Regions from separate parts of the Mus musculus genome. Here region 2 is linked to region 1. A link is a contact called in ENCODE Hi-C or POLR2A ChIA-PET data. All regions are on one chromosome and are shown on one strand. The core of a region is the stretch at or near the end of the contact, and the rest is flanking DNA. Distances in the headings are between cores, read along the strand shown. Region 1 has its middle 25 kb from the start of Gm17745. Region 2 has its middle 5.8 kb from the start of Gm40742.

Region 1 (7,084 bases), core at 2,467-4,966:
GAGAAATTTACATCCATACTGGAAAAGGCATCCTGCCTGTCCCTTTGTCCCTTTGTTCCTTTGTCCTTCCATTGCTTTCCCATGGGATTTCTCTTGCCAAGGTCTTGGGCAATTGAAAGTGGACCTCCCTGCAGCACATTCTCTTTATCTGGTTGACCTCTCTCCTTCCTTCCTTGGCATCCTGAATAGTATCACGTTCTCACCTACACCCAAGTCTGCAGGTTTCTTACAAGATTGGGTGAAATTCGGATCTGCCTAAGGTTTGAGACATACTCAGGAGAGAGGGAAAGGTGAAGATACAGAAAGACAAAAAGATGGCTGGAAATAGACAGCCCTGCAGGAGATCCAGAACGTGGTTGCCATGAGCAGGAATAAGGGTCTTCAGAGATGTGAAGGCCAGGAGGAAGGTGGGAGTGGTGTGGACAAGCTGGACACAGGACAGTAGGAGCATTTTAAGATCCTCATCTGGCTCAGTGGAAGGCAAAGTGACACGGGGCTTTGGGTCAGGCATTGATCAGTGGTACTTGGTGACCCCAAGTTGGGTGGAGGCTCTGCTGTTGGTGGAGTGAAGTCTGGGGACATGGAGATCGTGTTTTGGGCCAACAGAATGAAGTACAAACTAATGGCCAATGGTATCTAGACTGGGCAAGAGGGAAGGAGAGCAAAAGAGATGAGGAGACACAGATTGAGTGTTTGACAAGAAAACCAAGAGCTAAATATTTATGGTCTAGATTTGAGGTTGAAGTACGATTCTAAATTTTCACATTGAACAAGTAAAACCTTCCTTTAGAAGCCCTGCCCCAAGAACAACTCTTGAGTGACCTGGGCCCTAAGTTGTTCCATATCCTGTCTCTAATGACCCTCCCAGCCACTGAGTGCCAAGCTCCACTTGGCTTTGCATCCCTCATCCCTCCCTGGATGTCTTGCATGGTTTTGCTCCACTGCCAGGTGATAGCTTTACTTGTTCCCAGCACCAATTCAGCCTTTCCGGCCTGGTATGACATCTTTAGATGCCTCAGGTAAGCCCTCTCTCCATCACCCTCTTTCCTCAGAGCACACTATTGATATCCAGCTGACTGTGAGTGAGAAATGCAGGAGCCTTATGGACGTGAAAGTGTTTTCATGGAGAAGAGCAGTTCTCAACCTGTGGGTCAAGACCCCATTGGAGTTGAACTACTCTTTCACAGGGGTCAGATAGATATATCTTATGATTCATAACTGTAGCAAAATTACAGTTATGAAGTGGCAACGGAAATAACTTTATGGTGGTGGGGGTGGGGGTGGGGGTGGGGTCACCACAACAGGATGGACTGTATTACAGGGTCGAAACATTAGAAAGGTTGAGGACCACTGATATAGAAGATGTCAGCCATTGGGATGAAGAGGAAACAGGAAGGCAAGTTTGAAATGACTGTGGGGACCATAGAGAGTGTCTTCTCCTCCTAGAAGACTCTCCTGGAGGCCAGGCAGGAACGTAAACATGCAAAGTAGCCAGGACCATGTACAGCTGCTGTTTTAACTGCTGTCCATTAGGAAGAAAGTCTTCCCTGTGTGTAAGCATGAAGTACTTGAAACCCATGTAGAACCCTGTCTTTCCATGTGGCAGTTTGAAAGCTCAAAATTTTATACCAAAGTCTAATCTAACACAAACCATGAGGTCTGTCAATGGGGTTATCCTACTAATAACCTTCTGTCCATCTTCTTTCCCATCTGTCCATTCAACACTATTTTTATTACACATACACAGTATCGCACCTATTAATTACATATGCAGTATTACACCTATTCTCCTGTTTCTACTATTTCTTTCTTCAATTTACTTGTTATTTATTTTATTATAAAAATGAATGGGTGAAGATGGAGTTCCCACCATGCATTGGGCTTTGGGTTAAGCACTGTTCATATTATGTCCATATCTCATTTAATCTTCACGAGTACCCTTATCAGCCAGGTGCTGTGAGTAGCCTAGACATGAAAACTATGAAGCACAGAAAGGTTAGGTTGTTTGCTCAATATCACACAGCGAGGAAATGGAGGAGCTGGGAATTGAACCCTAGTGTATCTGTTTTGTTCCTAGACGTTGGATTCCCAAAACCGCTACCTTCTACTACTCACTCTACTTATTGGCTGACATAGTAAGGAATAAACAGGACTCTTTTGTCCTGGTCCTCAGAGCAGGCGTTGACATCCTTGAGGCACACAGCTACCTCCTTTCTCTGTCTGACTCTGCTGCTTTTGGCTGAACACCATGGCAACCCGAGGTAACCTCCGGCCTTCTGGCCCACATTCTTGCCATGCTTGCCAGACCACTATGTCTCAGTTATACAGATTACATCATTATCCCGGTCTTGAGCGGAGAAGTCAGAATACCTTCCCTTTATGTGTAAACCTTTCCGTTTGTCTGTCTGTCAACACGAGCTTTTCTTTCACTTTCTTGCACCTCTTCTCCATTCAGGTCTGCTGTAACTTCCCATGTTTCTTCTGGAGCCTGCTTTCCCTTTGGACTTGGAAAACCCAAGGCCACCTTGGACTTGACAACCATGCCACCCCCCAGCCCCATTCACTTGGTCCTCCAGCCCATATCTGAAGATATTCTTCCTTTTCTCTGGGATACAGGATCCCCTTTCTGAGATTGCCTGCTTATTGAGAAATTGGAAATATTCTCTATTCATAGACGCAGTGACCATCTCTTTTCTTGTCCTTCCTTCTCAAAGATCTAACCCTCTTCCTGGCAGGCTTGGTCTAGTGACATCCGATCAGGCTCACACAGGCAACAGAAGAAGAGCAGTGTGCTGGATTATTGTGCCGGATTACTACATGCTCGGGGCAAGGAGTGGGATGCCTTCTGGGTACCACTTTGCAGATCCTCTCTGAGTGATGGGTGGTTATTTCTTCCTCAGCTCTCCAGTGTTCTGTTCCTCTCCTCTGGTAGGAAAAAGCTTATGTTCTCAAAAAAGTTCCTTTCCATGCCAAAGAGCCCTTCTCAGCCGCTCTGTTCCACTTCTAAACTGAGGACAACTGCCTCGGTGGGAAGGGAAGCAACCAGGAGACCAAGACTGAGGACAGGACTCTGAGGTCTAGCTATATGCTTTGAGCAGTCACCCTGAGCCAGAAGTTCCCATGTTAAATGTGAGAGACAATTCAACATTGCAACGTAAAGTGACTTAGACTCTAGTCTTGGATCTCTAGTCTCTAAGCCCATGCCACAAAGTCTTCCCAACCTTGACTCCTAAGGGGTGGATGCTAAAATGTACAAACAAGTCGGTTTCTGAATTGAAGCAGCTTTAGTGAGAAGGTGGAGGTCGAGGTGTGGGACTGCCTGGCTGTCCCCTCCCTCCTCGGGGACAGTCTCAAGTATCTCAACCTTCAAAGCACAATGCAAATGCCATTTCAACACCTCACTTCCACCTCCCACTCAGGCACCACTTTTAACTCCCTTCTATATAGAAATTCTAAAATCCCACTAGACTGGGGCCTGTTACAGTGTAACTGAGCAGTTTAAAAGTCAACTGATGCATTACTAACAAGTGTATAGGAAACAAGTGAAATGCCACATTCTTAACAAGTATATAGGAAACAAGTGAAATGCCACATTCTTAACAAGTGTATAGGAAACATTTACATAAACAGTATCCTTTCAAGCATTCCAAATGCCCTCTGTGATTGTAGGTTTTAAATGTCAACTGGCCCCAAACCAGAAAGCTCTCAGAAGAATATCTCTGTTGAGGAGTGATCTAGAACAGGTTGGCCTGTGAGCATTTCTGGAGGCGGGAGGATTGTTTTTGAATGTTGACAGAGGTGGGAAGACCGAGCCTGAATATGGGAGGGGCAATTTCACAGGCTGGACCTGTGTTAAGAGCAAGGAAAGCAGGCGGGGCGTGGTGGCACATGCCTTTAATCCCAGCACTTGGGAGGCAGAGGCAGGTGAATTTATGAGTTCAAGGCCAGCCTGGTCTACAGAGTGAGTTCCAGGACAGCCAGGGCTACACAGAGAAACTCTGTCTCAAAGAACAAAACAAAACAAAACAGAGCAAGGAAAGCTAGCTGAGCAGAAGCAACAGCATTAGGCAGCGTGGGTGCGTTCTTTTCTTATTGCTCAGCTGTGGATGTGATGTGACAACTGCTTCACTCCTGCCTTAACTTCCCCTAAACTAAACAAAGCCCTGAATCCCCTAAGTTGCTCTTGATTAGTTTTTTTTTTATTATAGCAACAGAAAATGAAACAAAGATAACCTCTTTCCAAATGTGTATGTGTATATAGCATTTATAATGGTTCTCAGTAGGTTTTTATTTGTTTCTTGAGCTTTCTTCACAGCGGGAAGAGATACATTCCTATATGCCAAAGTCAAAGGTTAAGTTTGAGTAAGGACTGGATATGAGCGAGGGCACTTTTGACTTCAAGAGACAGTAAACCTGACAGAGCGATCGAGCCATATGGATGGCTCCCATCGATTTCAGAGTCCAGAGTTGATTTACAGATTGCAAAATGTCACCATGGACATAAAGCTTCCTATTTTCTCAGCCACCTTCTTCATGCTGGCCTTCTCCTTGTATGTTTTACCTCGTGCCTCTAATATATGATTGCCCTAGATATAGAGCCTCTCATGCAAAGAACCCAGTGAGAAGGAAAACGAAACAAAAAAGACACCAACCCTCTCTTTCCCCATAGACTTGCTCAGCCAGAAGGGAAATCCTCAGGGGAGCCCTTTACAAACCTTGCGTTGTTTTTGCTAGTGTAGCACTAGATGTGTTTTACCTCTAGTCCAATCATAAGCAAAGGAGTCAGAGGTATTGCAGCCCTAGGTGGCTAATGGGTAGATAACAGCATCAGCCACAACAGTGTGATCACAATGCAGGTTTATATAGAGCAAAGACTGGGATTAGTGGAAACATACAGCCTTCGAATGTAGACTAGAGGGATGTTTTATTCATGAGCTAGGAAATCAAACAGAAATGCATGGAGATGTGCTTAGAAGGCATATGTAGCTCAGTTGGCAGTCCCTGGGCATGTTTATGAGCCACTTTGAGCAAGTGAGACTTTCAATCACAAAAACAAAGAAATTGACCATTGATGGCTAGATCATATGCAGAGTCCTCTAGAGAGCAGAATTACCATGATTGCAATGGTGGAACGGTAAGGGCATCTGCTTGGTGTCCATTCTTTGGGGGAGGGGGGCCTCTACCTGACTCCTCCTTTTGCCCAAATGAAGCTCTGTTTTTGCCGATCCCATGACTTCAAATGTGTAGCTTCTAGACTGGGCCTGTCATCCTCCTCTGGCCCAACGGATTCTCTCTTCAAAGCATGTGAGTGGAAACAGACAAATGCAATCCAATTTCATCTTCAGCCACACTTACACGAAGAATCCTTAGAAGTTCCTGTTATTGAGGCTCTGAATTTGCAGCCATTCCTGGAACTTACATTTTCAACTTTTTTTCCACTCATTGATTTAACCTGTATATCTTTCTGAGAATGCTTGGTAAACATGGCACTATTGGAATTTCTGCAGATAGAAGAACAAAGGAGAAGAAGGAGGAGGAAGAGGAAGAGGGAAAAGAGGAGAAAGAGGAGGAGGAAGAGGAGGAGGAAAAAAAGAAGAAGGAGAAGAGGAACGTCCCAGTGGAGTACACAGTCTAACGAGGGAAACTTTGATGATAAAAATGTCAATAAACTAATTACAGGCAACAGAACTACTACAGGACAATGGGCATGGTGGAAAGATGGAGCCCAGCTGGGCAGGCCTCCAGACAGAACAGTCAGGGAGAGCTCTAAGCTAGCCTGGCTCCAGCAACCTTCCTGTCTTAGTTTTTCCATTTCTGTGAAAAGACACCATGACTCTTATAAGGGACAACATTTAACTGGGGCTGGCTTACAGGTTGAGAGATGCTGTCTGTTATCATCATGGCAGGAAGCATGGCGGCATCCAGGCAAGCATAGCAATATCTGAGAGTTCTACATCTTGATCTAAAGGCAGACAAGACTAGCCTCCAGGCAGCTAGGAGGAGAGCCTCCAAGCCCACCTCTACAATGACACACTTTCTCCAACAAGGGCACACCTCCTAATAGTGCTACTCCCTGGACCAAGCATATTCAAACCACCATGCTTTCCTTCTTACTTTTTAAAGCCAAGGCCAGTTTCTTTTGCGTGCAACTCAACCCTCTTAACAGTCGCATCGGACAAAAGAGAATCATCAAGAAACAATGGCCTCCAAACCACAAGCCTTTCTTATTCCACATCCACACACCCAATCTCTTGATCACCAGTGTGATTTGCCCATGTCTTAGACAGGGTTTCTATTGCTGGGATGAAAAAGCGTGACCAAAAAGGAAAGTTGAGGAGTTAAGAGTTTATTTGGCTTACACTTTCACATTGCTATTCATCACTGAAGGAAGTCAGAACAGGAAGTCCAAACAGGGCAGGGACCTGGAGGCAGGAGCTGATGCAGAAGCCATGGAGGAGTGCTGATTACTAGCTTGCTCATCGTGGCTTGCTCAGCCTGTTTTATTATAGAACCCAGGACCACCAGCCCAGGGACGGCCCCACCCACAACAGTCTGGGCCCTCCCAGACTGATCACTAATTGAGAAAATGCTTTACAGCTAGATCTGAAGGTATTTCCTCAACTGAGGTCTCCTTCTCTCTGACACAAGACTAGCTTGCGTCAAGTTGACACACAAAGCCAGCCAGTATAACCAAGAACCCTGAGAACATATTAATAGACCTGGGCCACCGATCTAAGGGAAAGGTGTACTGGGATAAAGATGGGAGTTGTCTGCCTTGTCATGGCCGACTAACGACAGAGCTTTCCCGTATAAATCTGACTTGTCTGAGGCAGAGCAGCATGAGTCAGTTCTTCCAAGGCTCTGATGTCATCCCTGGATGAGATGATAGCTCCAGACAGACACAGCTGACCAGCCAGAGCTTGTGCGAGGCAGTGTAGCAAGGTGCCACCTCCTGGAACAGCTGCCCTGGGGAGTCTGCATATCTTACCCATCATCTTTTAATTCTGGGAGCTAAATATGAAGTCATATAAACCTCATCACAGTAAGAAGGAAAAACTAGACCCAAGGTGTGGCCCACAGGCCT
Region 2 (7,135 bases), core at 3,294-5,793, 64 kb before region 1:
GAACTCAGAGATCCGCCTGCCTCTGCCTCCAGTTGTTCTTTCTTCAGCTTCTCTTCTTCTTTATCCTTCTCTCGAGATAAAGCCCTTGATGCTGATAAAGAGGCGATTGCATTGAAATCACTCATTGTTCCAGACTCCTTTGGGGGGCCTGAACCTCTCTGGGTAACAGATAGTTCACTCTGTTTTTCATCTCTAAGACAGCCGAACCCCAACTATCAACATGCAATAGAAGGACCCTTTGGTATTCTTGGGTCATTCTGGCTCCATCTTTATCTAAGCACAGATGTCAGGTTCCAAAGGAGAGGAAAGATACATTTGGTAGCAGCATAGACCACTCTCTGTGAATGCTTTGGTGCAGTGCGTAGTTCTGTTCCTTGCCGCTCATAAAAAATCTAAGGAGAAATCTAAGCTGCAAAGAACGTGGTGGAGATTCCCAATTGCTGATTTCCATTTTCTCTCCTTCCTTCCTTCCTTCCTTCCTTCCTTCCTTCCTTCCTTCCTTCCTTCCTTCCTTCCTTCCTTCCTTTCTTTCTTTTTCTCGTTCTTTCTTTTTCCCTTCCTTCCTTCCTTCCTTCCTTCCTTCCTTCCTTCCTTCCTTCCTTCCTTTCCTTCCTTCCTTCCTTCCTTTCTCTTTCTTTCTCTTTCTTTTTCCCTTCCTTCCTTCCTTCCTTCCTTCCTTCCTTCCTTCCTTTCTCTTTCTTTCTCTTTCTTTTTCCCTTCCTTTCTTTCTTTCTTCTTTCTTTCTTTCTTTCTTTCTTTCTTTCTTTCTTTCTTTCTTTCTTTCTTTCTTTCTTTCTTTCTTTCTTTCTTCCTATCATTTGGTTTTTTGAGACAGGGTTTCTCTGTGTACAACCCTGGCTATCCTAGAACCCTTTTTGTAGACCAGGCTGACCTCAGAAAACTCTCAGATACTATGAAGGAAACTAGGAAATATAGGCTGGTTTTGCACAACCACGGGCCCTATAAAAATAACGGACTTGCACTAATTAATGGAAAGACGAGCCAAGTGTGGTAGTGCATGCCTTTAATTCCAGCACTGGGGACACCGAGGCAGGCGGTACAGGATTTTCATGCAATGTGCACACATCCCTACATATAACTCCAATCATTTCTAGATATCTTACAACATCTTGCGTGGTGTAGGTGCTACTCTGTTTATGGAATGAAAGAAAAATCTCTATCTCTCAACCAACTTTTGTTGACCAATTGTGTTAATACTTAACTTAGAAAGGAACTCGAATGTGCCTGCTTGTCTGTATGCTCAGATACAGATGGCAATTCCTGGCCTCTCTGGCTGTAAGGTATGGCTTGGTGAATATAGGTTTTAGCTGTTGGGAAATAGGAAATACTAAGTCTCAAGGACAGCTCCTGTTTAATAATAACAGTAATAACAACAACAACAATAATATCCACCCACTCTTTACTTTCCCTTGGATCCACTTTTATGAACTGGGAGGTGCCATTGACAGTAGAACTCTAAACAAGCCTAAAAATGTCAGAACATCACAATGGAACCCCTCTACAGCAAGGCTGATTCACATGAAGAAAATAAATGCTTTTTTTTAACCATTTTTTTAAAAGTACTTTAAATTTTTTTGGTTTTTTGTTTTGGTTTTTTGTTTTTTGTTTTTCGAGACAGTGTTTTTCTGTGTAGCCCTGGCTGTCCTGAAACTCACTTTGTAGACTAGGCTGGCCTCAAACTCAGAAATCCACCTGCCTCTGCCTCCCAAGTGCTGGGATTAAAGGCATGCGCTACCACCGCTGGCCAAATTGTTTGTTTGTTTGTTTGTTTGTTTGTTTAATGGAGTACTTTTCTTGAGGAGATTTCTTTTCTGTGCTAGTGCACACACATGCACACCACGTGGACATGTGCACACACATGCATGAACACAGACATATGCATGTACATTCACACACTCATATACTCACACAGATGTACATTCAGGGAAGCAGGAAGGGAGAGAGGGAGGGAAGAAGGGAGAGAGGGATTGTTCTCTGTCACTCTAGAACAATGACTGATGTCTTGTGACCATGAAGGGACTATAGCTGGATCAAAGTTGACCTGTTGAATGAGACCTGAATCTTTGACTTTCAGAGCCATTATGTTGTCTAGCTTTGCATTTTATCTTACCCTAAGACCTCTTATTAACCAAGCAATAAATTTTCATATCATTTCAGGCATTTAGAGAGTCCTTCCAAGAACCTGCCTGTCTCTCTCTCTCTCTCTCTCTCTCTCTCTCTCTCTCTCTCTCTCTCTCTCTCTCTCTCTCTCTCTCTCTCTCTCTCTCTCTCCTTTCTCTCTCTCTAGTAAAGTACAACTCCTTTGTAAACATGTTCAGATTCTTACTAACTCACTTAGCTTTCCTCCCTCCTCCTCCTCTTCCTCTTTCTCCTCCTCCTCTTCTCCTTTCTCTTTCTCTTCCTCCTCTCTTTCTCCCCTTCTGCACTCTATGTTCATTGGTGCTTTGCCTGCAAGTATGTCTATGTGAGTGTATCACAAGCCCTACAAACAGGTGTGAGCCTCTATGTGGGTGCTAGGAATTGAACCCAGGTCCTCTGGGAGAGCAGTCAGTACTGAGCTATCTCTCCACCGCACACTTCTGATGCAATTCCCCCAAGACATTGGAATCTGAGGTGTCATTGCTTTCATTGATGTTAAGGGGTTTTTAGAAGGTGAGGTCTGTTGGGAAAACCTGCAGCTACTGGCCCCTGTGAGCTTCCTGCTTCAAGACTAGGCCGATCCCACTGAACTGGTGTGAAGTTGAATAGGAGGCTCAACTTTCAAGAAGTTAGACTGTAGTTAAGTTGTGTGGGGTGTCCTCTGCAGTGAAGTGGTGTGGGCCTGGAAGCACCATTTGTGTGTCAATGGCGCCCTCTAGTGTCCAAAAGGCTTCACTTGCATGACTATTTTAAGGTATGACTAGTCCTTAATACAATGCATTCTCCATGGCTTCTATGAGAGCCTCACCCTAGCCTTGCCCAGGTATGCTGCTGGGGCACTCCCTAAAGTTCCTGCTAACTGGCTTGTGAAGCCAGAAAGCTCTTTAGATGATCTTGAAATGAAAGCATGTCTACACCAGGAAGCAAGGGCAAACAAGCCCCCTTGCTTTCTTCTCCTTTTGTGCCTGTGTTCTATGGAAGGGCCAGGCAACAGTGAGCCTCCCTTTACTTCCTGCCAGCAGCTGCCTCCTACTTTTGGACTCATCTCAGATCACTCACAACAGCCAATTTACCTCCTCACTCTTCCCGAAGCATCTCTGGGAAGCAATATTAAAACCAGCGGGCCTCTCATCATCCCACTACCATGCCCTGTGACTCCAAATGTCCCCCTGAGACAGTAACTCCTTCACACATGGCTGTTTAGCCCTTCCTTGAAGGATGGATTCACACATGCTGCCACATAGGCACAGACACGCCGGCTCACATGTGCACCCATACACACACCTTCTACAACCTGGTTGAAAACAGGATGCACGGTGAGACCCTGCAGCACCCACTGTTTAGCATTATTAAGCCAGGAAAGGTGGCTCATGCCTGCAATCCCAGCATACTGGAGGCTGAGTCAGGAGTATTACCACAAATTTGAGGCCATCCTGGGCTATGTAGAGAGTCTGCGGTCAGCCTGGACTTCTGGGTATAAGTTTGTGTCCCCCCCACCCCACACACACACAAATAAAGTTAAAAATTTACAAACTAAGATGGTAGTAGCATTATACTGGTTGGCTCCTCATCTCTCCAGGACACACTCAACCTGCAGCCGGTGGACTGCATGATGCCGAGGGAAACTGTGAACATCACTCAACAAAAATACACTTAAAACATTATGAGACTCTCCCTCCCCCGCTCCCCCCTCCCCCTGATTTTTTAAAACCTCAAGTATGTATTTATCAAAAATAAACTTTTGGGGTGACATCTTCATATCAGTGTCAAAGGGTTAAACACACACTCTCCTTCAAGCCTCCCCCAACCAAGATTCCTCGTCTTTATTCAGAGCACCCCAACTCTGTCCTTGTGCGTTGGCGTTAAGGTTTGCAGCTGCTTGGTGAGGATGCATTTATTCAGAGTTCCCATGTGAGTGCTGCATCTTCAGAGATACCCAAGCAAAGTGTCCACAGGCCTCGGCAGAGTGGACAGCAGCTTTCACCTCCTGGAGCATGGATCTGCTAAGAGAGGTTTAGGATAACTGTGTGTGTGATGTGCGTGAGAGATAGATGTGTGTCTCTCCCTTCTCTGCTCCTTCCAGAGCTTCACCGCGTCCTAAAGAGACTGCGCACGGCGGAAACTAGAAGAGGAAGCTCTGTTTTTCTTGTTGTTGGAGTCAGGTGGATGCAGATCAAACCCCATCATGGACAATCCCCACCCTGGGCACCAAGCCCATAGATCATAAAATATCAGGGCTGTCACACTCGTGTGATTGACTGTGGGTGAAACACCAAGAATAGTGTCTGGCACCTTATACATGACACCTAGGACCAGATCCTACCTCTTGTATCTCCCACCATGAGGCCTGCACTATTGTCAGGGGTCTGCTCGATGAAGGATGAGACCATTCAGCTCTGAGCAGCCCGGGCAGCTCCAGCTGTCCCCGGCAGGCTGCCCTCTTGGCTTGTTCTTTTTTCAATATATCCCATGCAAAGCATCTCCATGGTTGAAGTCCAAATTTTGAACAAAGCAGGGTTAGCCTTTCAAGCTTGTTCTTAGCCCAGAAGCTGCTGGCTTTGTGATGATCCGGGTTGGCAGGAAAGACATCAGGAAGCGGAAACCAATGGGATAATAGTTGCTTTAAGCAGGGCCCTGCAGGAAGTAATGGTGGTCTCTGAAAATGTGGTTGTACCAGATTTTATACACAACAAGGAAAGTCGGTTCCTGCTGTTAAAAGAAAGCCAAAAGTTCCTTTAAGAAGAAATTGACTCCATCTGCAAGGCAGGAAATCTCAAGGCACTCGGTGGACAGGGAGAGAGATGGGCACCTCCCCACAGTGACTCATTGGTTTCTCCTGAACCCAGAAACTCAAGGCCAATTAAGAGTGGGTTTTTGACATATCTCTTACTATATCCCCCAAGAATGTGTCCTAGGAGAAACTTCACACCCTACAGCATAGCCTCTCATGCTTGCCATTGTAGACAGCCCAGTGGCCTCTGCACAGTCCCTTGCAAGTTCTGTCTGATACACAGTGTGCCCTCCTACATTAGGGGACTCTGTCACCCTCGTGACCGTCTTTCTGGAGTTCTTCGGTTGCACAGCCTTCAATGTTATGAACCAACAGGAGATGTGTGTTGATTTCATCCCAGGGTTAGAGGTTCCCTGCCCCTCACTTCAGACCCTCATGACCTACATCCGTCATTTATGAAGACACCAGGCACACACTGTTGGGGGCTGGCTGGCTTAATGGTCGAAGAGTTTTCTTGGGAGGCAATGGAACATGAGAAAGAGGAAGGTGATGGGAAGTTCTGCTGAGCTAACTTGTTCACTTAGAGATGATTAATTGTTTGTGGGTTTCATCTCCGTGAAATTACTCTCCCTTGCCACATACTGGCCCCATCACAGACAAACAGGTTCAGGGAAATAAACACTCTACACGGAGGAATGAGGAAATGACATGAAATACTCGAGCTTGGGTTTGTTTTCTCACAGACCCCAGTGTAGAGAGACCAAGGGGGCTGAAGGGCACACAAGCTGAGCTGTTCACCAGGTGAACTAGTCTGCACCCCGTGGGCTGTGTAGACTTTGGCCATGCTGTGTAGACTTCGGCCATGCTTCGTCAGTGAGTCACTGGGCTGCCACGGAGCTAAAGGGGCTTGAAGGCTTAATTGTTACAACACAACATGACTTCTTTTTGTGAGGGCTCCCTTGGCTGGTTTGGCAACAATTAGCTACTCAGATTGTCAGCATAAAGTGTCTTGGGGAGGCACCCGTTGTCTCCCTGTCCAGTGAGTGACTTGAGATGACTTGACTCCAGCCTTACAGCTGGAGTGGACGGCTCAGCGCTAGGACAGAGCACAGAATCAGCACTGCCAATGAGAAAGAAAATAATGTAAAGAGCAGCTCCAATAGCGAGGTCCCCAGAGTTAATTGTATATCTTACAGGGAAAGGCATTCGATTGGGATCCCATTCACGTCCACCCTTCATAGAAGTTTCTGGAAGCATCTATACTCCGATTAGGGTTGTCAGAGAAAAGGTAGGATGTCCTGTTAAAGTTGAACTTCAGATGAAGGATAAATACATCAAAATTAGTTTTTCTTAGTTTTTTGTTCCTGGGCATGGGTATTTTGTCTGCATGCATGTCTGGTGCCGAAGGAGGCCAGAAGAAAAGTGTCAGATCGCCTGGGACTGGAGTTATAGATGGTTATAAGTAGCCTTATGGAGGCCCAGGTCTTTTGGAGGAGCAGCCAGTGCTCTTAACCATGTAACAATCTTCGCCACCCAATGGTCTGGCTTTTATATTGACAAGATGACATATTTTTATGGCATTTGGCAAGATGTTTTGCAATAAGTATGCATAGTGAATGGGTGAGTCCAGCTAACAGTTGAGTCAGTCCACATAGCTGTCTCTGTGTTAAGAATGCTTGCAGTCCACTCTGAGTCCTTTGAAGTGCACAGCACACCGGTGATCATCGCGATTAGTCACCACATTGCACAATAGATCTTGAACACACATCCTGCCTGTTTGACTGAAATGTGCGCATTGAACTACAGCACCTCAGATCCAGCCCCCATGCCGACACTCTGCCTTAGAGAGTTCAACTTTTATTTTAAATTTACTTATTTATTTTCTGTTTACGTGTGGGTGCTATGCCTTCGTGTCTGTCTGTGTCTCAACCATGTGCGTGATGAGTGCCCGAGGAGGCCAGAAGGGGGCGCCAGATGCCCTGGAACTGGAGTCACAGATACAAAGGTGTGAGCTGCCGTGTGGGTGCTGGGAATAGAACCCTAGTCCTCTGGAAGAGCAGCCAGTGCTCCTAAACATAGGATCCTCTCTCCAGTCCTGACTTCTTTCTTTAAAATTATTTATTTATTCTCTCTTCTCTGTTCTTTCCCTCTCTCTGGCTTTCTGTCTTCGTCTCCGTGTCGTCTGCGTGTCGTCTGCGTGTCGTCTGCGTGTCGTCTGGGTGTCTGCGTCTCTCCGTCTCTCCG

What was found. Hi-C counts contacts between places; a loop is a spot of excess contacts on that map. ChIA-PET counts read pairs that join two places held with the same protein, here RNA polymerase II (POLR2A).
Region 2: a map of T-helper 17 cell shows a loop between it and region 1 (2.0-fold over the local background). The contact joins two enhancer-like sites. A Hi-C loop is called at or near these places in 10 of 37 maps with a recorded cell type or tissue (CH12.LX, T-helper 17 cell, gastrocnemius and 3 more). POLR2A ChIA-PET finds 5 or more read pairs at or near these places in 4 of 5 experiments (Patski and embryonic stem cell).

The regions. Positions count from the first base shown.
Region 1 is chr10:93,357,170-93,364,253 of GRCm38, reverse strand. No RefSeq gene overlaps it. Among named protein-coding and RNA genes, the nearest start is that of Gm17745, 25 kb to the right of the region's middle. Within about 2 kb of position 3,716, at least 1 of the 3 ENCODE cell types and tissues checked has a DNase peak (open chromatin) inside an H3K27ac peak, as active enhancers do.
Region 2 is chr10:93,421,624-93,428,758 of GRCm38, reverse strand. No RefSeq gene overlaps it. Among named protein-coding and RNA genes, the nearest start is that of Gm40742, 5.8 kb to the left of the region's middle. Within about 2 kb of position 4,543, at least 1 of the 3 ENCODE cell types and tissues checked has a DNase peak (open chromatin) inside an H3K27ac peak, as active enhancers do.